Regions from separate parts of the Homo sapiens genome. Here regions 1, 2, 3, 4, 5 and 7 are each linked to region 6. A link is a contact called in ENCODE Hi-C or POLR2A ChIA-PET data. All regions are on one chromosome and are shown on one strand. The core of a region is the stretch at or near the end of the contact, and the rest is flanking DNA. Distances in the headings are between cores, read along the strand shown. Region 1 holds the start of ABITRAM (actin binding transcription modulator). Region 2 holds the start of INVS (inversin). Region 3 holds the start of TEX10 (testis expressed 10). Region 4 holds the start of NR4A3 (nuclear receptor subfamily 4 group A member 3). Region 5 holds the start of RAD23B (RAD23 nucleotide excision repair protein B). Region 6 holds the start of SMC2 (structural maintenance of chromosomes 2). Region 7 has its middle 21 kb from the start of CAVIN4.

Region 1 (4,075 bases), core at 818-3,317, 4.8 Mb after region 6:
ATATCATGCAGGTTTTTTTGTTTTTTGAGACGGAGTTTCGCTCTTATTGCCCAGGCTGGGGTGCAATGGCGCGATCTCGGCTCACCGCAACATCTGCCTCCCGGGTTCAAGCGATTCTCCTGCCTCAGCCTCCGGAGTAGCTGGGATTACAGGCGCCCGGCACCATGCCCAGTTAATTTTTGTATTTTTAGTAGAGACAGGGTTTCACCATGTTGGCCAGGCTGTTCTTGAACTCCTAACCTCAAGTGATCCACCCGCCTCTGCCTCCCAAAGTGCTGGGATTACAGGCCTGAGCCACCGTGCCTGGCTGCGTTTTTCATCTTTAAACATCATAAAAACGCCTCAAAACTAGTTTCTCTGAAATTTCACACCCATCAGCCTTATTCCCTTATCTTCTCGGAGGAAGACTTCCCTCCACTTCTTTCCAGGCTAGGAAAGGAATATCCTCCATATTGCCACAGGACCTAGGCCTATTAGTACTCTTTCTTGGACATCTGCAACCTCCAACCTTCCTGCCTCCACTGATTCAAACTCTTCGCAGTTCTTAAATGTGCTAAAGATCCCTCCACACCAAAGGTCAATCGTGGATTCTCTCTTAATTTCCTGATAACTGCTTCATTTTCTTCCCTTGCTCCTTCGACTATCCACCTCTTGGCTAGACATCACATGCATGATTACATATACCAGGTAGATCACCAATACGCTGATTAGGCCTAAATGCCTAGCCCTGACTGAATTAGCCCAAACTTACCACTAAACCCACATTTTCAACCTCCTGATAGAATCACAAGCATGTCTCACATGCACATCAAATGCGACCTGGAAAGCAAAGAACTTGCTATTCTTCCCCCAAATGACAGTTCCCACTATTTGGGGACAGACCATTTCTACTCTATGTCCCCAAGCTGAAAAACTGTCTTTGCTGCCTTTTTGCTTACTCTTCATACGGATCTATTCATTGATTAGTTCCGTGGCTGTCAATATACAGTTGAATTCTTTACGATCCGGTTTGTGGCCTACATCCAACACCGACTGAGCACTTGCTAAGTACTGGGATCTGAAGATTACTCAGCCACTGTCTCCACGGAGATCATCGTTAACGGGAGAGAAAGCCACGTAAAACACCACGTTAGATGGAGAAGCACAGAGGACACCACCTCCACGAAAAAGTCTCACACGCGAGAAAGGACCCGCACCACAGCACCCGAGCCTCTATTAACCGCCGCCTTCCATCGTGAATTAATACTCTCGCTTTCAGCGTTATTATCAACCCCCTGCAAGCAATCAAGAGGCTGGGTTAAGTCCGGCTGGAGGGGCAGCAGGCATCCCTGGGCTGTCGCGCCTCCCAGCGCCCCCGATGGAGCAGGTGGCAAGGCTGCAAAAAGAATTTAAGGCTCTAGGAAAGAGGTGGTGCAGCCCGCACTCCAGTCCCCGGCCCGCAGCAGGCAGAGGAGGCTCCGGGTCTCCTTCACCCGGACACCGCCGGCGGAGAGGTCCACTCCCGTGCCCCTACCCTGGATGGATCGCTTACCTGAGGACCCCCAAACAGAGGTGCGTCCGGCCTCGCCTCCCCAGCCACGCGCAGCCGGCTACCCAGAGTCAGCTCCCACAGTCCGCACCCAGAGTCGGCTCCGAATTGCGCACGCGTCTCTGTCCGCGGCTCCCGCTCTCTCTCCGACGGCACTAGGCCTCCAAGGATGGAGGCGCCCTCCAGGGGAAAACGCTGAAGCGCTGCAAAGAAGCCAGCGACTCAATGGGTGCGTCAACTAGGCAGCCGCAGCACTGGGAGTGCGGCGCGGGAGTGACGTCACCAGGCGGAGGGGGCGAGGCCGGGCCCGCTTCTGGTCACTTACGGCGGCCGGCCTTCTTTGTAGGCCTGGCACCGTAGAGGTAGAGGAGCTACATTGGCCGCGTCCCCTGTCCCTCTGCCCTCTTGCCCATCTGCCCAAACTTTTGTATTTGATCTCTGTTTTGATGTCGAACCCCAAAGCACTGTAATTGGGGGGGGCGGGGGGGGGGGTGGAACCTGCGGACCTGAGAGCAGCGCGCGTGCGCACGACACGCGCTGTGCGCCGGAAGAGCACGCCCAGTCCGGGCTGCGCGGAGGAAGCGCTGGGGTCCCGGAGGGCGGGGGTGGCGGCGCCGGAGGTCGCCATGGCTACCGAGCCCGAAGCCGCGGAGCCGGTGGTGCCTTCGCTCGTGGATCGATACTTCACTCGCTGGTACAAACCGGGTAAGTGCGGAGTGATGTTGATCCCTCCTTGGCCGCACTGGCCTAATGCTGTGTAGACTATGTTGACAGATCATAAGCCACGCGCGCTCTCCCTGGCTCTCCGTCCCCACGTCAGAAGGCACTGGACTTCTGTGTTCCGTCTAGCCCCAGGGAATGGCATTTGCAAAGACCTGGTGGCCTGAAATACTTCAGGGCGCATTCTGGGGCCGGCGATTGCAGTGCGAGCTCTAGGGTGTTGCTCGCAGTAAGATGAGTACTCTAAACGGAGGCCCCAAAGGTAGGCGGAGGGCTAGGTTGCAACAGTCCTTAAGTGCCTGGAGGGATTGAGGGGCTCACTCTCACAGGGAGTAGCGATACATAAAATTATTTAAATGATCAGATCGAAACTAAGGTAGAGGCAGTAGGGATGGCGAGAAGAGGGTGGGTTAGATTAGAGACATTTAGAAAGAAGAAGAATCTATACATTTACCTTAAGAGACGCCATCTGCCACTTAGAAGTAGGTATTCTTTTTGTACTGTTTTGTGTAAGCAGAACCAGTGGTGGGAGCATCGTTGGGGACTCTCCTTTCTTCCTTTCATTCAGTGATAATGGTTATACTCAGTTTAAAAAATATATATTGTAGCATATTTTCTGTTGGCCAAACATAGGGTGACCAACCTGTCCTAGTTCACCCATGACTGAGGGGTTTCCCAGAATGTCGGACTTGCACCAACATCAGGACAGTCCTGGAAACCACCAACAAAAAATATATATCATAAAGAACGGGATGCTAATTGCATTTTCCTAGCAAAAATACTACGTGTACTCATTTTGAAGTGAGTGTAAAGTAAGATGGAGCAAGGAGTTAATTACCTTAATGTTGAATAAATTATTCTATCTGGGCCAGATCTCTTTAAATACTTTCTAGGAAACCTTTAGGTATGTCTTTTTGAGTAATGAAGGGATACCCGTGATCAGCATGCAGCATGTATGTGTCCAGTCTTCATTATCAACTATATGACCCAAAGAAAGTACCACATAGTGGTAGTAAATATTGATTTCAGCCACCAACAGACTCATGTATTCTTCTAGATGTCAAAGGAAAATTTTGTGAGGACCACTGTATACTACAGCACTCTAACCGGTAAGCAAATTGGGAATTTTAAATTATCAAAAATTTTTTTTTCCTGGTATTGTAGCCTGGTATGGTCTTGTGGTCTTGGATTGAACAAATGTTCACTAAACAAACATGCATTAATTATCTTCTACTGTGTTGAAATGGTATTATTATAGGAGTTTGTTTGGCAAGAATGAGTATTCCAGTGCCTGGCCACTCTGAACATATAAATTTGATTACTCAAACATCCAAATGGAGGACCACATCATCAGCTGCTACTTGAAGTGGCCAGTCTGTGCCCAACTACTGAACTGTTCAGAGCCCACAGAAAGGGCTACGGTAGAGACATGTATGGTATCTCGTATACACAGGCATGCCTTATTTCTTTGTCTTCTACCCCAGTGCTACCTACCTAAAGACCTCTGGTACTCTTCCCTTTCCTGGGAAAGAAATTCAATCTTGTTTTCTCTTTTATTATTGTATTCTCTATTCTACAGTTATGCCCCAATAGTAGCCAAAGGAAAAAGGGGGAAGATGATAGTTTGACTAAACAAATACCAGTTCATACATTCTTGTTCCAATAGGAGTTATGGGAGGAAAAATTATTCCAAGCAATCACACAGGATCAACTTTTTCTCCTTGTAGAATATGTGTCATCACATTGGCAGAATCTCATCCAGTTCTTCAAAGTGGAAAAACAATTAAAAGCATTTCCTATCAGATCAGTACCAACTGTAGCAGACTT
Region 2 (3,783 bases), core at 1,076-3,575, 4.0 Mb before region 6:
ATTAGACAGGATAGATGTTTTATAAATATTTGCTAACTAGCATATGAGTATTAAAACTAGGTAAACACTGTATTCCAATTAAATCTAGTTTGACTTGTAATTCTAGTTTAAACCTTTTCTGGGGCTTTTTCAGCCTTTTCATATCTACAGGTATTCTCTAACATATTTTCCAGATTTTTATGCCTTTACATTTGCTTAGAAAGATAATTATACAAAATGCTTAGATTTTAGTTAAATCTAGATTCTATTTGGGAAAAAACTCATATTTAACAAGATTAGGTTTTTCTATAAAAAGCATGAGTTATTCCAAAATAAATTATTTCTTCTTCATAACTTAGCTTTACAACCAAACCATACCATTTGAGGAAAGTGCATCTGATATAGTTTGCCTGTTCAGTGTCTCAACTTTTCTTTACAATATCTTAAGATTTTTGCCCTTTTTTTTTGATTTCCTAAAAGTGCACACAATTCATAACTCAAGCCATTTTGTGGATAAGATTAGTATCCAGTCTTCTTAAGGAGAGAGTGGTCTCTAATAATGGTATTATTCTAACACTTCTAGAAGGAAAAATGTATCACAGTGTATAATGAAATCACCAAGAAACAACACTATACAGAATATTTTCCTCGATACAGAAGTCATTCACTGTTGTATACTTATAAGAAGTGGCAATAAGACACTCTATCATTTAATATTACAATGTTTATACACAACTTTTTGTTCTCAAAAGTACTTTGACATGCCATTTAGTTTTTTACAGTGCTTTTTCCGAAAAGGTCCAAGTGACAAAAGAAAAGAAAGAACTATTTCAAACACAAATATTAAACATTTAATGGGATATGGCGGAATAAGCACTGGAAGTCAAGAGACTTGTTTCTAATCCCAGCTCTGCCTGTAACTAGCTGTGTGACTTCATATGCGTCACTAAATCGTTTCTTAAATTGTAAAGAAAGTAGTTCTTAATGTTTAAATCTGAATTTCTAAAAATCTACTACAATTAAGGTACTTTCAAATATTACATTATAATTAACAGCCCAATTAAATATAAGCCATTTTGCCATACGTGTTTAGTCCTTCGCTTTTGTCTCAATTTGACCTGAAGCCTGGATCAATTAGTCTGCACACTCAAGACGTACTCTGGGGCAAGAGGGACTAGGGAAAGATTCTTTTAAGATGGGATGATGCTGAGCAGGTTAGGCAGTTAGGAATGAATGCATATTCAAATAAGGCGCAATGAAGAAGAAATCTGCTTCCATGGGGAAATACGTTGCAATAAGATTTGAGGGAGGCCTTGAGCTGAGATTGTCAGGTAACCACACCTTCCACCCTTCAAACTCTATTCTCCCAGTGGAATCCAAACCAGTCTCCAGTTCCGGGTTCCCAACCAATCGCATCAAGCCACAACAGAGGGATCTGCCAACCCGGGCACCGCTTCAGGGATCTAGACCCAGTGAGAGTCACACAACCCCAGCACCTGTCGACCTCACACTCTTCCCAAATGGAGAGGGTGGGAAGGAACGCTAGGTCTATGCTTGGTCTTTTCCGATTCAAGCTACCACCAGGTCCACTAGCCCTCGAAACCGAAACCCCCGGACTTCGGGGAGAAGGGGAAGCTCCTACGCCGTGACTACGTATCAGTCCCTCAGGGCTAATTCTCCCATTCTCCCCCGACACTGGTTTCTCAGGCCTCGGGGACTCCGCGCCTGGAAGCCGACAGGCGAGAGTGAGGGCAGCGGGGGAGGGTGCACTCCAAAACACTGCAGGAAAAGACGGAAAAGCAGGGGCAGGAGTAGCAGTGTTCCCCCTGGGCGAGGGCCGGAGGCCGTTCGTGCGTTTGTCGATGGGTCTGTCATTCCCTCACTCACCAGGAGCAGAAGGGAGCATCTGAGGTCGGGTAAGGATAGGAAGACGGCAGGATGCATGGTAACGCTGGGGTCCGTGACAGGGACAGGCGCTGGCGGCTGGGACTGGGCTAGGTTGGGTTGGGTTAGGAAAGGGCTGGGCTCCGGGAGCCGACGGCAGCGGAGGATTCTCCAGGCAGCGGCACCTCGTCCTCTCGACCCGGGCTCCAGCGGCGAACACCCGGGACAACTTCCAGAGAGGCCTCTCACACCCTCACTTCCGGGTCCTGCCCACCTCGGTGCACTTCGGGAAATGTAGTCCTGCACTAGCCTCACCCCGCACGTCGTCCGTCATCTAGAACTTCCTTTCCCATTGGGCTCTCGGCCCCGGTCCACTGAGTCCTCTGCGCGCGGGGTCCTGTGGGATAGAAGGGCGGAGGGCGGGTGTACGCGGTGCTTCAGAGGATGGGAACTACAATTCCCAGAAGGATGTGCGGCCGAAAGCCTCGGGCGGCCTTTTGAGGGGCTCGGCTAGCTTCAGCGCCGTGGGGTCTGACCTGGCTGGATATAGTGTACCGGCCCGGCAGGAGGGGCGGCCCGGTCCGGGTTGCGCCTCCTGGAGCCGCCCCCGGGACGTCAGTCCTGGAGGAGGCGAGGGTGAGTAGGAGGGGGCCTGGCTGGGGAGGCTCAGATCATTCGGTCCGCACCGCCTTGGCCCCTGCTGCAGACTCACGGCCTTCCTGGCCTAGGCTGTGGCCTGAGCCTCCATCATTGGCCTCCTCGCCCGCTGCCTCTTCTTTCTGCTCTAATTCCTGCATTATAAAGTCAGAGCCACCACTCGGGGCCTCAGTTGAATGAGTCAATGACTTATCCCTGATTGTCTCTGAGGGCTCCTGTAAGGAGTAGATGTGGTACGGGATGGGATAGCACGTCGTAAACTGGAAAACTGTGTGAGTGATTGCTGCTAAGGCGTGGATCGCTCCTCCAGTATAATTACGAAATTCCCTAGCAAAGCAGTCGAGGATCCTAACTTGGCCCCAGGTAGCTCTGCGGCTTCTTCTGCAAACACTCAGTGAGGTCCAGGAGCCCACGCGATCTCTGCTTAGTACCCAGGAGGCACACTGTGCTTTTGTGGTTCTCCCTGCTCCCGCCTTTGCTTCAGCTTTCCTGCTGCCTGGAATGGCCTTACCCGTTCTCTCTCTGGAATGCTATCTTAAATGTCACCATCTCTGAGAACTTCCCGAACAACCAACCCTTTAGTCCTAATCAGAATTACTCTTCCTATGAGTGTGACTGCAGTACCTCTAGTTTTGTACGGTTATAATTATTAGAGCATTTATTACACGGGCTTGTTGTATAATTAGGCAAGGATGATGACACCTTTGCATTTTATAGCACTTTATCAAAGTGGTTTTGACTTTTTTCTATAAAAAATGATTTATTTTCTTAAAGGGGCAAAAAATACATTTTTTCTTAAGAAAAAAAAAGAGCCCTGCATAATGGCTTTCTCAGGGTGACAAAATTAGACAGTGATAGAGCCAATACTCTTACCAAGGCGGCCTAACTCCTAGACTAGTGCTCCTATCTCTTGTCCACGCCCCTGACAGAGCCCAAAGATAGTTGAAATGGGAAATTTTAAAAGAGCAGAGACTTGTAAGTATGAACTCATTATTCAAGAAATTAAACTTTGATCCTGCTCACTTTTTGGACTTAGCACTCAGCCTGTGACCTTTCATCCAACAAACATCTACTGAGTACTGGCTATATACCTGTTACTGTGCTAAGTGCTAAGAATTATGAAGTAAAAAGTATATATATATAATATATATAATATATGTACATATAATATATATAATATATGTATATATAATATATATATTATATATGTATATATAATATATATATTATATATGTACATATAATATATATATTATATATGTA
Region 3 (4,164 bases), core at 772-3,271, 3.7 Mb before region 6:
GCTGTACACTGTCCCAATTTCTATCTACAAAATAGGGATAATCATACACAATTGTAAAACACTCAGAACTGTGCCTGGTACATGGTTAAATACGTATGCTCAAAGCATAAACATGTGCGTGTCCCTCAAGTCTCAGGATCAGGACATACCAAGCCCGGTACTAGATGCATTGTGTACCTCAGTATACAATCTGCACAGAACCATGCAAGGTAGGTGGAACTAAACCCATTTTAACAATGTACCTCAGAAAAGTTTGGAAGTCACGCCTTTATCAAGAAGTTGAAAAGGGATTCATTCACAGAACTGAGCTCTGCAAAACCACCTTTAACATACCAGAATTAACCTGAAGACTGGAAGTCTTCGTGGCAAAACAGTTTGGCTTATTTCATTTGTCCCTATTACCAAATTTTCATCTCACCCACACCTCTAGTTACCTTAGTCTTAAAAAACAAAACAAAACAAAAAAAAAAGCTGGGGGTCGGTGGGTGGGTGGGTGGGAGGGAATAAGGCCTAAAAAGAAGGCCATGATACTCACCTGGCCTCTTTTAATACAAAAATGGTTTTCATTAATTAAGCAAGCACACTTTGTGAGCTTTTCCTACAATTTTATTACTAGCTGGTACTAGACACGAAAGTAAATGGTACAGGACATTCAGAAAAATTAACTCCCTTCCTCCTCCACTCCTGTGGGTTCTATTTAGCCATTAACCACCTGATAGATCTTCAACAGTCTACTGTCAACTTCATGCCATATTATCTATCGCTTTGTATTAGTCACATTAATGCTTTCTCTGTTAGGAAAATTAAGAAGGCTGATTGACCTTCCTTGACTTTTCAAACCTAGTAATATTATTACGGGATACAAAGCATTTTCATGCGAAGAACTCTCAAAGTTCTACTAGTAATTGACTTTAACTTATAACAAAGATTTTCATAACACAGCAAATCAAAAAGTCCCACTAAGCCACTTTTACAGTAGCCGGTTTTTAGCAAAAGGTAGGAACGCCAGTCTCAGAGGAGGAGCTCACATCACTAGTCCTTAGGTTTGCGATCCCCAATAGTTTCAAAGCTGAATGTCACACATTCCTACTGTAGGTCTTTTCTAATTCCAACAAAAGGCAGATCCTAGCGTTTTTAGGATTTCAATCGAACTAAATTCCAACTATAAATAGTTTGCCTGCCACCTTCTTACCCTTCCTCATTTCCACCTTCTTTTCCAAAAAAAATCAGAGAGAACGATCGTACTGCACTCGGCCTTTGATAATTTCCTCCCCAAACCCTTAAACTCATGAGTTCCTCCAAACTCCACTGAGGGGCCAACCAGAGGCGACAGACTTCCCAAAAAGCAAATGGCCCAGGCAGGGGCGACCCCAGAAAACTGGTAGTCCCCTTCCGCTCGCTTAACTCTCCCGCCTGGGCGACCAGAGGACGGAACAGGGGACGCCAGCTCATCCCCACTCCGTATTCGGTCCTGCATCCATCCCAGAGGCGAACACACCATGGGTTTTAGGAAACCATCGTTCCTCCTACTCCAAGGGACGCCGGCCAGGACCAGAGTCGGGGAAGTGGGGCCCGATTCACACACTCCGGGCTAAAACTCTCTCGGACCCGAAACCAGGCGAACCCGCCCAGTCACCTGAAGCTCCGCAAACGCCCTAGGGGGTCCCGCCCCCGCAGTGCCGGCCGCACACCCAGGCCCAGCTCGGAGGGACGCCGCGGCCCAGACCCGGGGGACGCAAATCGTGCACGGCCGACCCTGCCCGCTTGGGCCGCGGATCGGGGGGCGACGGCCCCACCACGCTCAGTCCCGCGCCCCGGGAGGACCCGGCCCGACGGGCGACGGCCGCTTACCTGAGGACCCGGCCGCGGCCGGGGCGAGAAGCCCGAGAAGACAAGCGAGGGAGCAGAAGCCCACGGGGCAACAGCGTGCGCCGCCGACCTCAGGCTCTAGCTCCCGGAGCGTGTTTTCAAATAGCCTCGTCCTCACGCGGCCGCGTCTCCTTCCGCCGCCCGGAAATCAGGGCCCCTCCCCCTCCCTGCTGTGCTCACGTGATCGCAGCCCGCAGCCGCGCGCAACCGGGGAGGCGGGAGCGGGAGCGGTAGGCCCCGCCCACAGAGGAGGGTACCCCGCCGGAAGCCCCCTGCTCTGTGGGAACCGGAGGGAGGACAGCGCGAGGTCCCCGGACAAAGCGTGGCGCATAAGTCCGGCCCGTAACTTGGTGGGCAGGCAACTTAGGGGATGTGGGCCTGGTTATAGCTGAGCATGCTTTTCTATTCCTCCCAGACCACAGTTCTTCAGACCTGGAGCCACTTTCAGAGAAGAGTATAAGTTGCACTGAATTGAAAAAGGGAAAAGTTTAGGACTGCAGAAGATGGAATTCCTGGGGACGTTAAACTGGGCTAAGATGGAGCAGATAAGATTTCCTTAATTAGAGCAAGACACACCTAGTATCTAGAGCCTGGAAGTCTTGGTCAAGGATTCTCCCTAACATCTCAGTTTCTCAGCACTAACATTCCTGCTACTAAAATGAAGTGAGAAATTAATTTCTGAAGTTAAGTAAAGAAATAAACTAAAATTCCTAGAAAAGAGGTAAGAAGAATGAGCCTTTGAAAAATGTCTTCACAAAGACTGGCATGATGGCATGGAAGAAAGAGCCCCAGGTAAGGACTTCAGACCTTGATTCAAATTTGTGTCTACACCTCACCAGATAATTAAGACTTAGTAAAGCTAGCGAAGATATTGACCCTCATTATATTGGGTGGGAATTCAAAGGAATGATGTCTAAATCCAGGGAGACCCAAGCACTGGAACTAAAACCATGCCTGTTCCATAATCGGAGATAAAGAGGCAGCGCTAGAAACCCTGACCTCCCTTTGCTGGCAATATGGCCACATCACCACAATCTGCCTGGAATCGACCATAACCATAAATATTTGGGAGTCATTGGCATTATGTGGCATTATATTCTGTTTAAAGCTATGAGACTAGATCAGAAGAGGAAAGATTTATTGCCAACCAGACAAGTCCCTGGAACTCCAAACTTGTATCCAACAGTTTTTTCAATGTTTCCTTCAGATATCCAGTATACATCTCAAGGTCAACTTGTCCAAAACAGAGCTACTGATGATTTTCCCCTTGAAATCTACTCTTCCTACAGCTTATTCATCTCAAATAGTAAGTCTGTCCTTGCAGTTACTCAAGCAGAAACCTTTGGGTTTTTGGTTTGGCCTCTTTGTTCCACACCTCACATCTAATCCATCTGGAGATTGACTCTACCTTTAAAGACATCCTAACTTTCACCAGTTAACACACCTCCCCTGCTACCATTCTGGTCCAAGCCGCTTCTTGATCACTGCAAAAAGCCTGCAAACACATCTTCCTGCTTCCCTTATTGTCCTTCTTCCCCCTACAGTCTGGTATCAGCAGAGCAGCTGTGTGATTATTTTAAGATCTAGGTTAGATCAGATCACTCTTTGGCTCAAAACCCTTTAATGGCTCCCTATTTCACTTCGAGTAAAACCCAGAGTCCTTTCTAGGGCCTTCCCTTAGGCTGTTCTTGCATGGCTATAAAGAAATACCTGAGACTGGGTAATTTACAAAGAAAAGAGGTTTAATTGGCTCATGATTCTGCTGGCTTTACAGGAAGCATTATGTTGGCATCTGCTTGCTTTTGGTGAAGTCTCAGGGAGCTTTCAATCATAGAAGGTGAAGGGGGAACAGGCATGTCACATGTTGAAAGCAGGAGCAAGAGAGAGAGCAAAAGAAAAGAGACAGAGAGAGAGAGAGGTGCCACACATTTTTAAACAGCCAAATCTGATGAGAACTCACTATCACTAAACAAGCACCAAGCCATGAGGGATCCACCCCCATGACCCAAGCATGTCCCACCAGGCCCCACCTCCAGCATTGAGGATTACAACACAACATGAGATTTGAGCAGGGACAAATATCCAAACCATATCAGTTCTCAAGCTCTTCCATATTCTGACACAGTCTCTTACCATCTGAGCACTCCTCCTTCCACTCTCCCCTTTTTTACTCTGCTCCAGTCACACTTGCTTCTTTGCCTTCCTCAAACACCAGTGACACACTCCTGCTTTTGGACCTTTTCTTTAGCTTTTCTGTCTGCCTGAAACACTCTTCCCCAATAAGTCCATGTGGCT
Region 4 (3,995 bases), core at 244-2,743, 4.3 Mb before region 6:
GTCTGAATTGGAAGTGGAGGCGAAGAAAGATATACATGCCATATTTACCTATATGTAGTTTGTTTTCAAGTTTCTGGTCCTAGCTCGAACCTTCTTCGATTCTGAAATGTGTGCTGTCTACAAAGGAATCTTGTATCTCCCCTCGGCGCAGCGCCCCCCGCCCCCGCCACACACACACAAATTGGGACAGGTCAAACATATAAAACGGTATTTGTGATTCAAGCGGACCACATGGGGACCACTCTATCTGCATTGTTTCACTCAAATATTTTCTCCTGTCCAAAAATTCATTTCTGAAAGAGACTGCGTTCACTCAGCAGCAACCTTTGGGACTAGGGGTCTTTAACTCTGATAAATTTTGTTTTCATCAAGAAATTTACACTTAAATTTATCATTTCCAGGAAGAAATTGCTCTCCTTCATACAGTCACCCAGGCTTTCGGCACACCATTTCATGACAAATGTGTCCGAGGAGACCAAAGCAAATCCCCTAGCGAGGGACTGACTAATAAGTCCTGTTGATTGATTTCGAAATGTTTAATTTGGGAGATGTGGGCGGAGGGCATCTACAACCATCAAAAAGTGAAAGTGCTAGTTGAGAGTTCCATTTCTGACCCGGTGCCGGGGAGGAGGAATGATTTGCAATAGTCAGACCCGCTCAGCTGTTCAACACGTGTGTGTTTGTTTTACACACAGAGTAGTTTCTGCTGCAGCGCGCGTGTGCATGATGGATGTGCACTTCGCTGGGTTATAACGTGTCCAGTTAAGAAACCCACGCCGTACGTGTAAAGAAATCAAACCTTATCCCCGGAACCATCTGCATCCCTGTGTGAAACACGCACCCAGTAAATGATGCGGGGAGGGGGGATTAGCCTGGGCGCAGAGGACCGGAGCAACGTAAACAGCTTTAGAACCTATGCAAGAGGAAAGTGCAGCTGCACCTCAGGGCGTCTTCGGGCTGGTGCCAGACGCCTTCTGCACCGGCTGCCAGGTCACTGGAGCTGGTCAGAAGCTGGCTGGCGGAGCCTTCCCTTTCGGAAGAGCTGTCCTCTCCCTTACCCCCCTCGCCCTGGCTCCGTGCCTCGGGGCAGCCTCGGAGGCGCGCCAGCAGCACTCCTCCAACTCTACTCCACCCGAGCCTGACAGCTGGGCGGTCCCGCCTGACCCGTGGGCAGGCCGCTGCACCCTCCCGCAGACGCACGCCCTGGCGAGCGGTTCCGCTGCAAAAAGAGAAGCCCCCAGGCCGGGGCCGGCCGTGCGGCGGAGTTTCCATTGTGCGGCCGTGCGACTGGCCGAGGAACGCGCGCGCGCGCGCGCGCACACGAACACACACACCCTCCCTCGCACACGCGGAACCGGCTGGGCCAGGGGAGGGAGGAGGAGGGTGACGTAGCGTCCCATGGCGTCACATTGACGTCTCGCATTCCAGGCACTCTATGGAGAGGCCGCTAGGGCTCCTGTGGCATAAATGACGTGCCGAGAGAGCGAGCGAACGCGCAGCCGGGAGAGCGGAGTCTCCTGCCTCCCGCCCCCCACCCCTCCAGCTCCTGCTCCTCCTCCGCTCCCCATACACAGACGCGCTCACACCCGCTCCCTCACTCGCACACACAGACACAAGCGCGCACACAGGCTCCGCACACACACTTCGCTCTCCCGCGCGCTCACACCCCTCTTGCCCTGAGCCCTTGCCGGTGCAGCGCGGCGCCGCAGCTGGACGCCCCTCCCGGGCTCACTTTGCAACGCTGACGGTGCCGGCAGTGGCCGTGGAGGTGGGAACAGCGGCGGCATCCTCCCCCCTGGTCACAGCCCAAGCCAGGACGCCCGCGGAACCTCTCGGCTGTGCTCTCCCATGAGTCGGGATCGCAGCATCCCCCACCAGCCGCTCACCGCCTCCGGGAGCCGCTGGGCTTGTACACCGCAGCCCTTCCGGGACAGCAGCTGTGACTCCCCCCCAGTGCAGATTTCGGGACAGCTCTCTAGAAACTCGCTCTAAAGACGGAACCGCCACAGCACTCAAGTACGTATGAGATTCGCCCAGTTAATAAGGGGACTTGCTAAAAAAGTTGGCTTGCTGGGAAGCGTCGCTCCTGAAATTGACAACTTTGAGTGTGGGGTTCCCTCCCCTGACCTTGCCGCCCGGCTCCGGCTTTGCTAGCCCAGCGGCCCGTAGGTTCTGATCTGAAACTTTTCCCCTGTAGTGGGCCCGCGGGGATCTCTGGAGCTCGTGGGATTCCTCCCCCCACTCGAAGAGGCGAAAAGCCTCTAACAAAGAGGAGGACCGGGATTTGTGCTATAGCGGCTCCAGCGATGTAATTCAGGGTATTTCGGCTCTAGTTGTCATGGTAATGATGCTCTCGGCGGCGGCGGCGGCGGCGGCAGCGGCAGCGGCAGGGAGTTGCAGCTCCGGTGATGAACGGCAGTAATTTTCCTGCCTTTTAAGTAGGATTGAAAATAGGAGCTCTGGTGGGTCCAAGTAAATGTTGCTAATGGTGGCACCGAGCTGGTTCTCTGGAAGGAAGCTTAGGAGGGAAGGGCCTAGGCAGCGACGGCCAGAGTTTGCAGACGCACTCGGAGGACCTCAGGAAAGAGGGCGTAATTGTAGGAATGTGGCTTATTGTATTGAAATGAGCCTGGGGTTCCACTAGGCACGTCTGCCTGTCGTCGCTGACATGCCGGTTTACACTTTTCCCTTAGGAGGTAAATCGGGTGTAATTGGCGACTCCCGCACACTGACACGTGTGGGGACGGTGTCCCTCTCCTCTGGACGTTGGCTCGGTGTGGGAAAGGCATGCTTTTTCACGGACAGAACTCGCGCTTTTGGAGAAGTTGCTCCGAGTGTTTTACTCTTAGTAGAAATGAAAGTTCTCGGTGGTGAGACGAGAGCGGTCATGCGAGCGCAGCCTGCGGAGACTGACTTCCAAAGGCACCTCTCCAACCTGTTGGAAGCCTCGGGGCAGTGGTGAGGAAGAACGCATTTGTCCCTTGATTTCCAAAAACGTTCTTGGAGATTGCCTTTTATTTATTTATGCGTCCGGATTCTCCAGAGGGAAGAGCTGCGAGGAGTTAGTAATCAGAAATGTCGGGCTGTGATCCCAGGGCCTTGTGGTGCTGGGAGAGAAGAACAGGGAGCCGTCATTCCATCGCGAGTCCAGTGCCGGATCTCCTTTTCCCACGACCGGGAAATATTTTATAGAATCAAGTTAGGGAAAGAAAAAGCTGCCTAACGTGGCTGATGGGCACAATGAATGAAGTTACTTTATTCGAGTTATTTTCGCTGAACAAGATGCTCGCAGAGTTAGTATCAAAGCCTCCTTAGGCCACAGCAACCTCCACGTCCGCTCCGCCCCCCACCCCCCGGCACCCATCCACCCCTTTGCCTGGGACCGTGCGCTCACAGAAATTCTTCCCCGCGGTTTGTCTAGTCTCCCTCGGTCTTTCTGAGAATCTCAGTCTTTCCCTTTCTGTCAGTCTCTCCCTCGCTCCTCTTGCCCCCGCCCAACCTCCGCCCCCGCTCCCCAGGGTTGGAAACTCCGCAGAGGAGCCCCGGTCACAATGGTGCGTTTCACGGTTTCCTCCACACACTTCACCACCGGGAGGGGAACACGGGGGTGTTCCTTTCGTCTGCCCACGAGAAAGAAAGGGGCTTTGACAGAGGTAGTTATTTCTTCCTAATTTACAACCCCAAGGCTCTGTGCTCCCGGCCCCGGCGGCCGCAAGCAGGAGCGGCGGAACGTGTTTCCAGGCACTGAGGCTTTGCCTAGGTAACCGGCCGCTTGTGGGGTGGAGAGAGCGGCGGGGCGCTGGGCTGGGCTGGAGGAAAGGCTGTGTGGGTCCCTCCCGCGAACGCTGGGCGCTCGAGGGGAACTCCTTCGTTGGGGAGAGGCGGTCCCCGCCCACCCGAGTTCTGAGGCCTCCTCTCAGAGAACGACTCCGCTTGAAAGGCCCTCAGGGAATGCGGGACGGGAATGCGGGCACCCACTGAAGGGGCGGGTGGGG
Region 5 (4,154 bases), core at 767-3,266, 3.2 Mb after region 6:
ATATTCAGGTGAAGATATTGCTTAGGCAATTGGCTAACTCTATAGCTAAGGGGAAAGGTCCAGGCTGGAGGTATTTCAAAACAAGGGCCAAGATGAAACCACCTGGTGACTACGAGTAGATACAGGAAGACAGAGGGCAGAAGATTGCATATTTAATTACTATGAAGGGAGTTATGTGTTGTGAAAGGGGAAATATCAGGTTAGTGGAGGGAGAAGCTGGTCAAGGAAAGTTTCTTGAAAACATTAAACCCAAGCTCCTTGAAGCCACTGAAAACCAAGCAGTGACATTGTATTAGTGAGGATGCTGTCCCAGAGAAGTAATTTGTAATTGGTCATAGAGCTAGTGGCCTGACTAGAACTGTGTTTTATACTTGAACTAAATCAAATGTGCCACAGGCACAGTATAAAACAGAGGAGAATAGCTGGGAGCGATGGCTCACATATAATCCCAGCACTTTGGGACTCCGAAGCAGGAGGATTACTTGAGCCCAGGAGTTCAAGACCAGCCCTGGCAACATAGGGAGAACATATCTGTACAAAAAAATAAAATATCAGCTGGGAAGCAGTGGTGTGTGTCTGTGGTCCCAGCTACTCAAGAGGCTGAGGTGGAAGGATCTCTTGAGCTCAGGAGGTTGACGCTGCAGTGAGCCGTGTTTGTGCTACAGCGCTCCAGCGTGGATGACAGTCAGACGCTTTAAAAAAATAAGAATAATCTTTAAAACAAAAAACAGGGGAATAGTGGCACACCCTGGGACACAGACTCTGGAGTCATTCTGTCTGAGGTCACATTGTGGATTTGCCATTTACTACTGGCTGGGTTATTCCAGGTGCATTACTCAACATCTCTGTACTTCAGTTTTCTATCTGTAAACGGACTTTCTACTAATAGCTAACTGCTTACAGACTGTTTATCATGATTTTACATACAATATTCAACTTCCCCCTCCAATAATCAATGAGTGACATTATTATTCTCATTCTACTGCTGAGGATCCAGAAGCACATTCACCCATTCCACAAATATTTACCGTGCACCTGCAATGTGCCAGGCATGTTCATGGGTGAACACAGCAAAATCTTTGCCTCTGTGCAGCTTCAGTCTGGGGTTCACAGGAAAAGGAGAAAGATGATAAACAAGAGATACGTACATTACAGGGTAATTATAAAGGGATACCCGCTATACAAGAAAACAGAGCAGGATAACAGAGATAGGAAGTTGGGATTTTAAGTAAGGCAGCCAGAACAGACCTCACCAAGAAGGCAATATCTGAGCAAGGATGTTAAGGGAGCCGGGGGCAACCTAGAATCCACCAGTGGGGAGAGTAAGGCGACTCGGAGAAAGGCGAGGGGCTAATGCATCCGTTCTAATAACTCTGACTTTAACTCGGGGCTAGATGGGGAAACACTGGACAGTTCTACCCCGAGGTGTGACAGAACTTGACCTTCATTTTAAATCGGTCCATCTGTTTAGGCTAGTGAGAAAAAACAATATTTGAACTCGGGCAGTCCAGCTCAGGAGTCTGTGCTGTCGGGATTAAAGAATCAGTCGACACCCCCAGGGCTGAGCCCCGCAGCAAGCGCCCCGCGGGTGCTGGCCCCCAGACTGTGGTTACCGCCATCCTTTCACTTAAACTCCGCCCCGATTACTCCCCCGCTCCAGGGCTCCGCATCCACTCTGCCGGGTCTCCACGAAGCGCTTCCCGGGCTACACATTGCGTAACTTCGGCAGCCGGGCGGAGCCTGCACAGAGGCGGAGCCGCGGCAGCCGGAGAGAACGCCCCAGCAATAGTCGCTAGGAGGAAGCCCCAGGAGCCCTTGCCGCCCACGGAACGCGCCTGCGTAATCCGGGTCCAGGCCGCCGACATTCCAGGACCGCCTTCCGCCCCGCCCCCAATTCTGGGGCGGAGTCCTCGGCCGCGCCGGCGCAAAGCGTCGCCGCACCCCACGCCTGCGCGCTTCGCCCGCCCGGCCCCATCCCCCCAGGTTTTTCGCGTGGGGGAGGGGGCACGTCTCGGCGAGTCACGATGATGGCGGCCACCATCCTGTGGTGAGCTAGCGGATTCCCTGCTTGTCTCGCCGACCCCCTCGCGCCTTCTGCAGACTCCGTGGCTGGCGCTCGGCGCGTGAGGAAGCACGGCGGCCCGAGTTCGCGGGGAAGGCCGCAGTCGCGGAGGCAGCGGCGCGGTCCGGGGCACGGGCTGGGGGAGAGGCCGCTCCGCTGGGCGAATGTGACAAGCCCCCACCCCCACCGCCTTCCTCCCCAGAGCGCGAGGAGCGCGGGCGACCCCGGGGCCCCGCCAGGCCACAGACCCCGCCCAGCGGCCAGCACCCGGCGCAGGCCCGGCAGCCGAGCTGCGCGGCGGCACCATGCAGGTCACCCTGAAGACCCTCCAGCAGCAGACCTTCAAGATAGACATTGACCCCGAGGAGACGGTATGCGCGCGGGCCGGGGGCAGGGGCAGCCGCGTGCGGGCCGCGGGGAGCGCCAGGAGCTCGTGGGGCCGGGCGGCGCGCTCCAGCGGGGGAAGCCCCGGAGGGCGCGATGAGGGCCCTGGGTCCTGGTGCCGGCCCTGGCGGCGTACAGCGGAGCCGATCCTCCTGTCTTGGCCGTGGGCTTTGTGGCAGGAGAATGGGGAAGCAGTGGCCGGACGCCGAAGGCCTGGTGGCAGATGGCGTGGAGCGCACGCCCGCGGGCCTGGGCCTAGGAGCTCGTGCTAGCGGGGCCGGAGGGGGATGGGAAGGTCCAGGCCGTCTCAGCCGTAGAGCCTGGCTTTCTGGTATGGGTGCACAGGTGGGGGAGGGAGACGTAGGCGTCGCCACTACCCCTGTGTGGACCTGGTTAGCCGCTTAGTTCCCAGAGTTGGTAACCCGAGAAGATGAGCCTTAAGAAAAAAAAAAGTATCAGGTTCCGTTTGCCGCCGAGAGGTGAGTGGTGGTGAAAATGAATTTGCCCCTTTCCCCTCAGAATTGTTTACCCTTTTATTTGCAAATGAATCGTTCTGCTGCCTTCCTCCCGCCACCAAACCCACACCCTTGCGTAGATTGCACTTTGAGGCCTCTTTGGTGATGGTTTTAGCTGTTAGAGCTCTTCACAGCCATCCAGGCTCAAACTAAACTTCAGATTTAACGGGTTTTCTGTGTTAGAAATCTTGGAATTGTAGGAGTTGGAACGCTGCAGCCACCCTCCCCCGATGCCCCAAACAGTAGCAGTTCAAGGGGGAAAAAAGAAAAAAAAAACAAAAAACAACAACTTTGAATCCTTTCTGCAGTTAAAGCCTTAAACATTTCAGAAGTCCACATTATACATTTTTCTGTATTTGTGACTGCATAAAGAGACACTGTTGAGGTCAGTACAACTTTATGCCAAGAATCTAAAAACGCTGTGAGTGTAAATTTACTGCTTATGTTCGGAAATACACCGCCAAGATTGTCATAATACTAAGTTTAAACCAGCAGCTTTCTGCCCAACTCTATTTTTAAAAGTAGTTGATTCTATTTTGGGTGGAGATCAGGGGCTTTGGTGTTAAGTAGACCTGAGTTCCATTTGTGGTTTTGTAACTTATTTGCTATGACCTTGGGCAAATTACGGTTAGTTTCATTCTCTGTATAATAGGGATAATACCTGCCTTGCAGAGATGTGAAGATTAGATGGTATGTATTTACTTGGTGGTCAGTAAATGGAATCGATTATTTAAACAATGGATTCCTTTGAGTGGAGATACAGTGTTACGTTTTACTTATCTCATTTAATCTTAAGTTTTGTACATCTTTAATTTTTTAAGAAACAGCCTTTTTGGGATTTTGGTACAAAATTATTTGATTTCAGAATATTTATATGTGGGTGTATGCTGTGTGATTAACTTCTTAAAAGTACAGGAGATCTCAGTTATACATGAGAAACTTTTCAGTGTCCTCAGAAGTAATTGACAATACCCTGTGGACTGACAGTACTAATAGAATCTAATTTCTCTTGAATATTTCTTTACTGCTTAATGTGCATTAATAAGTTGAAGGGTGAAAGTTAAAATGGAGTTTGTTTGATGATTTCAGACAAACTACGTAAAATGCCTATTTGACTTTGGTTCTTTGTGGTAACAAATGTTGGTGCCCCAGTAACTTAATCGGCTTATAATACTCAGTTAATTTCAGAATTA
Region 6 (4,032 bases), core at 1,248-3,747:
AAATATTTCTCCTAGGTCTTGCTTTGTGGCTGTATGTGTGTCCTTGCTGGTACTGATGATGCCTTCCATATAAGGACTCAGACTCCACTAGCTGCCAGATTTCTGCTTGAAACACTGCCCGCTAGCGTTGAAGCTTTCAAACGATTTTAATCCATGGTGATGAAGCAAGAACAGTGTTTTCTGTACACTGCATCTACCCTATACTCTCTGTTTCTACCCCTCACATCTCCAAATTAGGGGGCTTCACTGGCTTTGTGCCTTGGTTTTTTCCACTCACCTGTGTGATCTCAGGAGGCAGAGTTTCAAGTTAGTCATCAGTGATTTCCTCAAGTCCATTTGTCTTATATTTAGCAGCAATTCCTTAGTGCTTCTGGCACGCAATAAGACTAAAACTGAGAGATCTCCACCTTTATAAGCATTTTTCATTTTAATCAATGGTCTTAATGGGAGTAGTTAGATCTGCACATTCTTCTAACCACCCAGGAGTCCTTATCCAACAACAGTGCACTTGTGTATGTTTTCATCCATGTGACGTAAGTGTATCAGCTAGTTGTTAAAGTGCAAAGACTAACAGTCTGTCTTAACACATATTTCCATACCAAAAAATCACTTTATTTCACAACGTGACAAAGTCCACATTAGGATTTGTTGGCAAATTAAAATTCTTTACTCACAAAATGATAAAAGGAAGGAGACACAGCTCAAAGTTAATGTGTAAGAGTTAACAGAATCAATACAAGTGAATAGCTGTGGAGCCCAGGGGATGCAGGAATCAAGGCAGACAAAGATATCTGTTGAATTAAATTAATGTTAGGTCACTACCCATGGTTGACATCACAGAAGTGGATAAGCATACCAGAGTAAACAAAGGAATCCTTTCTTAAACAAAAAACCCATACAACTTATTTTACTCCCTTATCGAGAAATATTTTCAAAATATAAGCCCATTCCTGGTAGGTTAAGACCAATTCAGATGACTGCATTGCCATTCCAGGGCCAAGAAAGCAACTTTAAAAACATGACCTACGCTATGGTCTAAATGTGTCCCTCAAAATGCACATTTTGAAATCCTAACTCCCGAACTGACGGTTTTAGCAAGTGGCATCTTGGGAAGTGAGGAATGGGATTAAGGTCCTTATAAAATAGGCCCAAGCGAGGGCCTCTGCCTCTCCACCATGCGAGGACAGAGCCAGAAGGTGCTATCCACTAAAGAGAAAGCACCCCTCCCTAGACACACCTTATTCTGTGACATTCCAGCCTTCAGAAATGTGAAGAATAAACTTCTGTGGTTCATAAACTACCCAGTCTAGGATATTTTGTTATGGAAGCCCAAAAGGATCAAGCCATTCCAAAATAGCATTGTTGCCCACACCATCTTTTTGAACCTCACTTAGGGTAACACCATACCCATTCGGAGTTAAGCCCTTCCTAACTCTTAAGTATCAACGTGCTTGGAAACGTGAGCAATCCTGACACGTTTTTTCTTCCTAAAGAACAATACATACTAATAATAGGATCGGCTAATAATACTAGATTCTATGCATGAAGCCTAGTATTTAAAAGCATGCAATCTGGAGCTAGACCGCCTGGGAACAAATCCCAGCTTACTAGACAAGCTGTTTAACCTTTTACTTGGTCTCATTTAACTCATTTGTAAAACGAGGGCAATTTCTGATTTCATAGGGTTGCTACGTGGATTTTAAAAAGCCCCTTGCAATATAGCCTAATATTCAGAACTCAATAACATGAACTGTCTTAAAAGGTTTCCAGAAAAAATCCCCAACAGGTTAGGTCGGCTTATCATTACAACGCTTTCCGGTATAAGGGAGATGAATAGCTATTTAGCACCACACAATTTCTCCTCTGGGCTCGGAACAGCTCTCGGTAGACTACGATCCCTTTCCGACGTGGAAACTTCAGATAAAAACGCTCCCCGAGGTCCGAGGCCAGTACGGGGCGGAGCCAGGACGCGGGCCAGAGTCCCCCGAAGGACGGTGCCTCTCTGGCCCCAAGAAGTACAGCTTTTATTTTGCAGCAATCTGAGCCAACCCGAGAAGATTCTGAAGCTTCCAAAACAGAACCGACGAGAACACTCATAGAATGCCTCTCCACTTCCTAACTGTCGCTTTGAGGAGAGAAAAGTAAGCCACAGCCAGCACCGCAGACTGGAGAAGGCGGAGTCTGCAGTGTGCCTAACGCGAACTAGAGGGACCGAGGCGGGGCGGGGCTGGCGAAGCGCGAGGACCCGGGGCCGAGGTGTGGGGCTGACCATAGAGTGCCGGACGCCGGTGTGAACATACACTATCTGCTCCTGTAGTGCCCAGGCCCCTGCCGGGGAGTCCCCGGAGCTACCATTATCGAGACTCTCATTCTATTGCCCTGCGGCTTTAATCCTTCGAGTGTAGGGGAAAAATTGAACCCTAAAGACAGGCAGCTCCTAGGCACCAGCACAGGAAATAAGCAATGGAGGTGGGGTCCTTTGCTCGCGCCGAAATTCAAAGGAATAAATAGTTCCGGCGCGGGTGTTGAGAGCGGTGTGGCAGGTGTTGTAGCCGCTATGGTGAAGTTCGCTTTGTAGCGGCCCCGGCTAGAGAGTTGTTCTGTTCCCTGCCTTTGTGACCCGGAGGAGCTTTTGGGGTGCGTCAAGCCCCTGGCCTGAGGCAGCGGTGAGGCGTGTGCGTGAGCACGGCCGGTTGGGCCGGGCCAGACTTCCTGGCGGGAGGCGGGAGGCGGGAGGCGGGGCGCGGGGCGCGGGGGCTGTAGGGAGGGGGACCAGTGGCAGAGGGACCTTAGGTGATCCTTAGAAATAAAGGCTAGCTTCTGTTCGACCTTGGAGTAGGGCGAAGAGGTGTAGACAGGCCTGGAGAAGCGAGGTAAAAGCCTGAGTAAAAGCAAGAAGTTGGAGAATATGAGATACATCTCATCTCTAGTAAATACTTAAATGACTTCCCCTCCTCCCGGAGTCAAGCACAATTCGGGGATGCAATGACGGACGTAGGTGAAGACACTGCGGGAACTTACAGACAAGTAATGACCGTCTAATATCAGCTTTAAGTACCATGAAGGAAAAAGAAAGCCGAGTGAAGGATTGTGGAGAGGTGACATAGGGAGGTCAGGGAGGACTCCAGTAAGGTGACATTTGAGCAAAGACGTGAGTGCAGTAGAGAGTAAGCTATGTCAGTATCAGAGAAAAGCACATTATAGGCAAAGATAATGGGATATGTAATAATCCATAGTCTTTGTTTAGGTAGAGTATGATAAAAGTAGAAGGCAAGCCTGGAAAAACGGGTAGAAGAAATAGTTAAGACTTCCCAGTTGAATGGTTTAATTTCCAGATAGTGGCTAACTCTGGTATATTTTTGAGTAGATGAACGATGTCTTTACATCAGACAAGATAGTTTGTCAAGTGGCTGTTTTATTTCTATCACCCTATCGTTGCTGTTTTTGCCTCGTGTTCATTATGATTCCAGGTTTACATTCCACTTAGGTGGTGGTATTTCTGTTTCGTACAGAACTGGTTTGTGGCCTGTTTGATTCCTGTCAGAGGTTTGCTGACCCAAGACAGTATCGAAAATGCATATTAAGTCAATTATTCTAGAGGGATTCAAGTCCTATGCTCAGAGGACCGAAGTCAATGGTTTTGACCCCCTCTTCAATGCTATCACTGGCTTAAATGGTAGTGGGAAATCCAACATATTGGACTCCATCTGCTTTTTGCTGGGCATCTCCAACCTGTCTCAGGTAAAGTGTAAACTTTCTGATTTATTTGAATTTAAGTTGGCAGGAGAATCCTCACTGAACTTTGGAGACGTCCCGATATTCTCTTCATTTGTGTTTTTATACTTTTTGTAAATTACACCTCACTGCAACCTTTTAAGGAAAGTAATATTACTCCTTTAGATGAGAAAATAGAAACTTAGAGATGTTTAGAAGTAACAGTGCCTCAAAACTCAGGCATTCTGACTGTAAAGCAGTCTCATTCCAGAGTATTTTCAACCCTGTGTAATGATGCCTTTTCAAATCCTATTAATG
Region 7 (4,094 bases), core at 555-3,054, 3.5 Mb before region 6:
AAGCTTTCCCTGCCTCTACGTCACTCCCTGACAGGGAAAGCCTCCCCTGTTACACAATAAGAACACTTATTGTAGTTTAAAAATATATATTTAGGTGGTTATTCACTCAGCTAGATTGTAAACCTCTTGAGCACTGGCACCGTGTCTGCTCAGCCCATTGCTCTGTCCCTGCCATGGTGCCTCAGATAGAGTAGTCTGAAAAGGGAGGGATTTTATTTGAAAGTTAAAATGTAGAAATAGATAAAACACTTGGTGACCGAGTATGAGGGATGTAGTGGGTTCTATGGTGACAATCACATTCCCTCTAAGACTTGGCACTCATCCCTCCAGATGCTGGGAGTTTTGACGGCTGATGGCTCTCGCCCAAGTCTGTCTCCAGGAATTGCCCTCAGCAGAGAAAGCCACCTCACCCAAGGTCATGCCCCCTCCTGAGAGCAGCCCACATTGAGTGACGGGTTGACTGAGGGATATGTGTGTGGCTTCTGGCTTCAGCGTGGAACAGCTCTGAAGGACCTTCCTGGGTCCAGAGCTTGCCATAGCATTGGCTGAGGCCCCGGTTTAAACCTCACTAAGTGTTCAACTCCTTGTCTCTGTCCTTCATCCTTCAGCCCTCACAGGTGCTGTTCATGAGAGCATCACTCAATAAGCCACCTACAATATCTCTGAGTCTGTTTCCTAGGGAAGCCAGCCCACAGCTGGGCATGATGGAGAGGGAGGAGTCTAAGGTGGCTCCTGGATTTCTGGCTTGAGACAGCACATGATGTTATCCAGTGAGAAGAGGGACAAAGAAGAAAGTGTACAGAAGTTGAAGCAGGTTTGCTGGAAAAGATATGTTTTGGGGGTGCTAAGTCTGAGGTGCCTGTGGGATAGCCAGGAGTTTGAAGCTCAGAGGAAAGATCTAGACTAGAGGTACAGATTTGGGAGTCATCAGCAAGGCAAAAACAATGGCATTAAGGAGATCTTCACCCCATAAAAGTGTGGAGTGTGAAAAAAAAACAACTAACCAGGAAGCATGTGTGTGGGAGCCAACAGAAATGGGCAGGGGAAGGAAGACACACTTCTGGCAAATATAGTGATCAGAGAGTTTGGAAAACCGGGAGTGTGAGCATTGTGGATGACAGAGGGATTTGCAGCAGTTTCAGATAGATGTGTCAGGAGCTGCAGAGAGAGCAGCATGGAAAAGTGTTCATTGGGGTGCATGACAAGGTCGCTGAGGACCTTGCTGAGAGCAGTTTGAGTGGAGTGGGTAGAAGCAGCCAGATTCCAGTGAGTTGGGGAGATGGGGTGGGAGGAGAAGAGACAAATGTGATAACCTTTGATAACGCTCATGAGATGGGGACAGGAGAGGTAGGTAGGGACAGAGCACAGAAAACAGGAGGGTATTTGTAAATGATGGGGGAGATGAGCTGAAGGAGAAGGCCCAGCCAAGAAGGGGTAAAGCGAAGGCCGCAGGTGTGGCAACTGGTTAAAATTCTTGAGCAGGTGGAAGAAGACTGAGCAAACAAAATTAATCCTGGAGAGGAAGAACCAAATCTCAGGCGCCAGAAGTGACGGAAGCAGGTAACAACAGCCACAATTTATTATGCTCTTTATTTAAGGCAAGGAACTTTAAGTACTTTAACCCTCACAACAAATCTACTCTCGAATACCACGCACCTGGCCGGAGCTGGTGGGGCTGCGGAGGCCTGGCCTCTCTCCCTGGAGCCCCGCCCAGTCCCCAGGTAGGCGGGGGAGCGTACGCTTCCGGCAGGACAGGGTGGTTCCAGAACCCACCGCTCGCTCTCTTGAAACCGGCTCCGCGGGCAGGAGGAGGGAATTTTGCATTTCCCGCAGTAAGCGCGCCGGGGCCGGGGAGGAGCCACATGAAAAGCGCTAATGGCGTAACGCATGCGCGCCGCGGAGAGCCGGTGCAGAGCCGGCGCAGGCGCCGAGGTCTGCGGGGCGGGTGTTCTCTTCCCGTCTCCGTCAGCATCCAGGTTCAGCGCCCGGCTTGAGTCCGGTTTGTTTTGTAGGAATTCCTGTTAATTCCTGTCGCAGTCTAGCCGTCTACCAATAGGAAATTTGTTAAAATATAGTGATGTACATATGATGGGCTATTTTCGCAGCTCCACTCACGCAAACCAGAAATGTAAATTATTCCCTTGTCTTGGTCTCCTTATAGTTGAAAAATTATTCTCTCCTGGCACTGTTTTATTTATGGCTGGCGACTGAGCTGTTTAAGCTTTGCAGTTTCTGTCTCGTTGGTTGAATTAGACTTACGAACAAATTGTCCATATGATGACAAGAGGGCAATGATGACTGAGTTTTTCCTGGGCCAAGCGGGTCAGTGGTAGGGAGTTGGCTACTTGGAAAAAAATTCTCCTTAAGACACTTCCTCTCGAAGGTGAGAGCTCAGCAGAAGGGGATTGGGGCCTCACTGTCAGATGCGTAAGTTGAGGGGGTTGTCGTCAGGAGTCCGCTGGAGGGGAGGCATTGCTTGAGGAAACTTTGAAAGGGCTCCACAAGAAAAAAAAAATCAGCCTTCAGAATTTGCCACACCTGAAAGGCACCATTGTGCCTCCAGATTTCTTGGATGGGAATCAAACAGCAGTGCACTGCATCCCTTGGACTGCAAGCTCCCTGAGTGGTCCCTCAGAGGCCCTCTTTGGTAAGCTTGAGGTTAGAAGCAGGCCCCTCACACCACCTCCTTTGGTTGCGGGTTCAGCAGATCTCTCCAAAGGATCCTCACTTGACCTCTCTTCCCATCTCTATTCTTTGACCTCATATCTTCTTTATGGACAGATAATGAATTCAAGGTTTTAGCCAAGTCCTGCTTTGCAAATCCACCAGGATGGTCTGTTTCACTACTGATTCTGAGATATGGATTCACACTTCCAAATGAGAAGAATTTTAGTTTGGTACTGCAGCATTATGCAAACCAACCTACAAGCAGGCAACACTTTCATGGAACAAAAGAGCTTACTCAACTCTTAGAAACCACGACTACCCCTACATTCAGATTTGTCGAAATCCTGGTTCCACCAACCAGCAGAACTCAATTCTAAGCGATTCTTTCTCAGCACACTTCCTATGTGTGCCATTATATTGAGAGAGCTGAATTCAGAGGAGTATCAGGAGAGGGAAACTGTTCTTTTCCCACTGACCATCTCAGGCATATTCTTACAACTTCTTTCGTCACTCTCAGATAATAAAAATTTTTCTAGTTACTTTTAGACCCAAAGTAATCTTATTTGAGTTATGAAAATTCCAGTCCAATATCAAAATCATATAACAACTTTCTCTATCCAATTGTAAACTCTCCACCTTCAGTGAAGTCTTAAAAAAAATTAAACCATGCCAAAGGGTTTATTTAAAAAGCAATCGTCAGTAGTCATTTGCCCTACTTCTGTCTCCAGCCACGGTTCCACTGCCTAGAGGAAGCCATTCTAAACGCTTATTTTTGTGTTTAGTAAATTATAGTTGTTGATAAATTTACGTTAACCCTGGCTTCTCAGTAGGAGCTCAGGTTCTGCCACTTGGCGATTTAATGTTTGGGAGACGTGAGAGATGACTCAGAGACATGCTGTGACATTTCATCTCCTCACCTGGACTCCCCTCCACCCATTTTCTTGAGATAGCAGGTAGCTCGAAGGCCTGTATGAAGCCCCAAAAGGCCAGGATTGCTGGCTGTCAGCCAAAAGGCCTTATCACAAGCCATGCTCGCTGTTGTCTAGTAATTTTTTAGATCCAAAGGCCTGCCCTTGTGGGCCTGGCTTTGACAGTGTTTGTTTGCATGGATTAGGGAGTGGCTTTTGTTGGAACTGATGTTCTTGTTAAGCCTGGCAAGTCTGTCTCTTGGGAGCAACACTACTCCTTTGCCTTTTGTATACAAAGAATGGACTCCACACAGCTGGTGCTGCCAATCTCTTGTCTTACGACCCGTGTATGACAGCTGACTCTCCTTGGTCTCTTAGCCATACTTTTCGAGGCAGCTCTTCTGCAAGGTCAGTGAGCACAGGGACATAAGCCATGCTATTTGGTGTCCTTCCCATAATCCATTGGGAACTTGCTCATGTATTTGCTCCAGAACCTATAGGTTATTATCTCCTTTTCTT

The links. Hi-C counts contacts between places; a loop is a spot of excess contacts on that map. ChIA-PET counts read pairs that join two places held with the same protein, here RNA polymerase II (POLR2A). Pooled maps may share reads with other maps.
Region 1: a loop to region 6 is called in a map of CD8-positive, alpha-beta T cell, with 17 times the contacts of the local background. The contact joins the promoter of ABITRAM here to the promoter of SMC2 in region 6. A Hi-C loop is called at or near these places in 4 of 168 maps with a recorded cell type or tissue (CD4-positive, alpha-beta memory T cell, CD8-positive, alpha-beta T cell and naive thymus-derived CD4-positive, alpha-beta T cell) and 9 of 50 pooled maps.
Region 2: a loop to region 6 is called in a map of CD4-positive, alpha-beta T cell, with 9 times the contacts of the local background. The contact joins the promoter of INVS here to the promoter of SMC2 in region 6. A Hi-C loop is called at or near these places in 2 of 168 maps with a recorded cell type or tissue (CD4-positive, alpha-beta T cell and naive thymus-derived CD4-positive, alpha-beta T cell) and 9 of 50 pooled maps.
Region 3: a loop to region 6 is called in a map of sigmoid colon, with 12 times the contacts of the local background. The contact joins the promoter of TEX10 here to the promoter of SMC2 in region 6. A Hi-C loop is called at or near these places in 1 of 168 maps with a recorded cell type or tissue (sigmoid colon), 1 of 37 single-sample maps with no recorded cell type and 12 of 50 pooled maps.
Region 4: a loop to region 6 is called in a map of naive thymus-derived CD4-positive, alpha-beta T cell, with 9 times the contacts of the local background. The contact joins the promoter of NR4A3 here to the promoter of SMC2 in region 6. A Hi-C loop is called at or near these places in 1 of 168 maps with a recorded cell type or tissue (naive thymus-derived CD4-positive, alpha-beta T cell), 1 of 37 single-sample maps with no recorded cell type and 10 of 50 pooled maps.
Region 5: a map of CD8-positive, alpha-beta T cell shows a loop between it and region 6 (7-fold over the local background). The contact joins the promoter of RAD23B here to the promoter of SMC2 in region 6. A Hi-C loop is called at or near these places in 3 of 168 maps with a recorded cell type or tissue (CD4-positive, alpha-beta memory T cell, CD8-positive, alpha-beta T cell and OCI-LY7), 4 of 37 single-sample maps with no recorded cell type and 12 of 50 pooled maps.
Region 7: a map of CD8-positive, alpha-beta T cell shows a loop between it and region 6 (9-fold over the local background). The contact joins the enhancer-like site here to the promoter of SMC2 in region 6. A Hi-C loop is called at or near these places in 3 of 168 maps with a recorded cell type or tissue (CD4-positive, alpha-beta T cell, CD8-positive, alpha-beta T cell and naive thymus-derived CD4-positive, alpha-beta T cell) and 9 of 50 pooled maps. POLR2A ChIA-PET finds 5 or more read pairs at or near these places in 1 of 52 experiments (OCI-LY7).

Annotation. Positions count from the first base shown.
Region 1 is chr9:108,932,333-108,936,407 of GRCh38, forward strand. ABITRAM (actin binding transcription modulator) reads left to right here and starts at 2,068. Exons shown (of 6, transcript NM_017832.4): 1 at 2,068-2,233; 2 at 3,306-3,357; 3 at 3,976-4,075. The coding sequence starts at 2,155. ELP1 (elongator acetyltransferase complex subunit 1) reads right to left here and starts at 1,792. Exons shown (of 37, transcript NM_003640.5): 1 at 1,532-1,792. RefSeq lists an enhancer at 1,035-1,264 and a silencer at 2,015-2,294.
Region 2 is chr9:100,096,918-100,100,700 of GRCh38, forward strand. It overlaps INVS (inversin), which reads left to right and starts at 2,326. Exons shown (of 17, transcript NM_014425.5): 1 at 2,326-2,499. ERP44 (endoplasmic reticulum protein 44) reads right to left here and starts at 2,083. Exons shown (of 12, transcript NM_015051.3): 1 at 1,867-2,083. The coding sequence starts at 1,923. RefSeq lists enhancers at 1,930-1,999, 2,010-2,149 and a silencer at 2,390-2,599.
Region 3 is chr9:100,350,921-100,355,084 of GRCh38, forward strand. TEX10 (testis expressed 10) reads right to left here and starts at 2,022. Exons shown (of 15, transcript NM_017746.4): 1 at 1,852-2,022. It overlaps LOC105376177 (a long non-coding RNA gene), which reads left to right and starts at 2,130. Exons shown (of 4, transcript NR_188642.1): 1 at 2,130-2,661; 2 at 3,077-3,175. RefSeq lists enhancers at 1,261-1,310, 1,715-2,349 and a silencer at 1,651-2,200.
Region 4 is chr9:99,820,392-99,824,386 of GRCh38, forward strand. It overlaps NR4A3 (nuclear receptor subfamily 4 group A member 3), which reads left to right and starts at 1,494. Exons shown (of 8, transcript NM_006981.4): 1 at 1,494-2,016. RefSeq lists a silencer at 1,588-1,637 and an enhancer at 2,212-2,724.
Region 5 is chr9:107,281,263-107,285,416 of GRCh38, forward strand. RAD23B (RAD23 nucleotide excision repair protein B) reads left to right here and starts at 2,017. Exons shown (of 10, transcript NM_002874.5): 1 at 2,017-2,433. The coding sequence starts at 2,368. RefSeq lists an enhancer at 1,346-1,505 and a silencer at 1,996-2,555.
Region 6 is chr9:104,091,812-104,095,843 of GRCh38, forward strand. It overlaps SMC2 (structural maintenance of chromosomes 2), which reads left to right and starts at 2,498. Exons shown (of 25, transcript NM_006444.3): 1 at 2,498-2,666; 2 at 3,513-3,741. The coding sequence starts at 3,574. SMC2-DT (SMC2 divergent transcript) reads right to left here and starts at 663. Exons shown (of 3, transcript NR_121580.1): 1 at 278-663. RefSeq lists enhancers at 1,781-2,450, 1,913-2,232, 2,451-3,118.
Region 7 is chr9:100,597,032-100,601,125 of GRCh38, forward strand. No RefSeq gene overlaps it. Among named protein-coding and RNA genes, the nearest start is that of CAVIN4, 21 kb to the left of the region's middle. RefSeq lists an enhancer at 1,716-2,010. Within about 2 kb of position 1,805, at least 17 of the 41 ENCODE cell types and tissues checked have a DNase peak (open chromatin) inside an H3K27ac peak, as active enhancers do; they include CD4-positive, alpha-beta T cell and CD8-positive, alpha-beta T cell, where a contact is called at or near this core.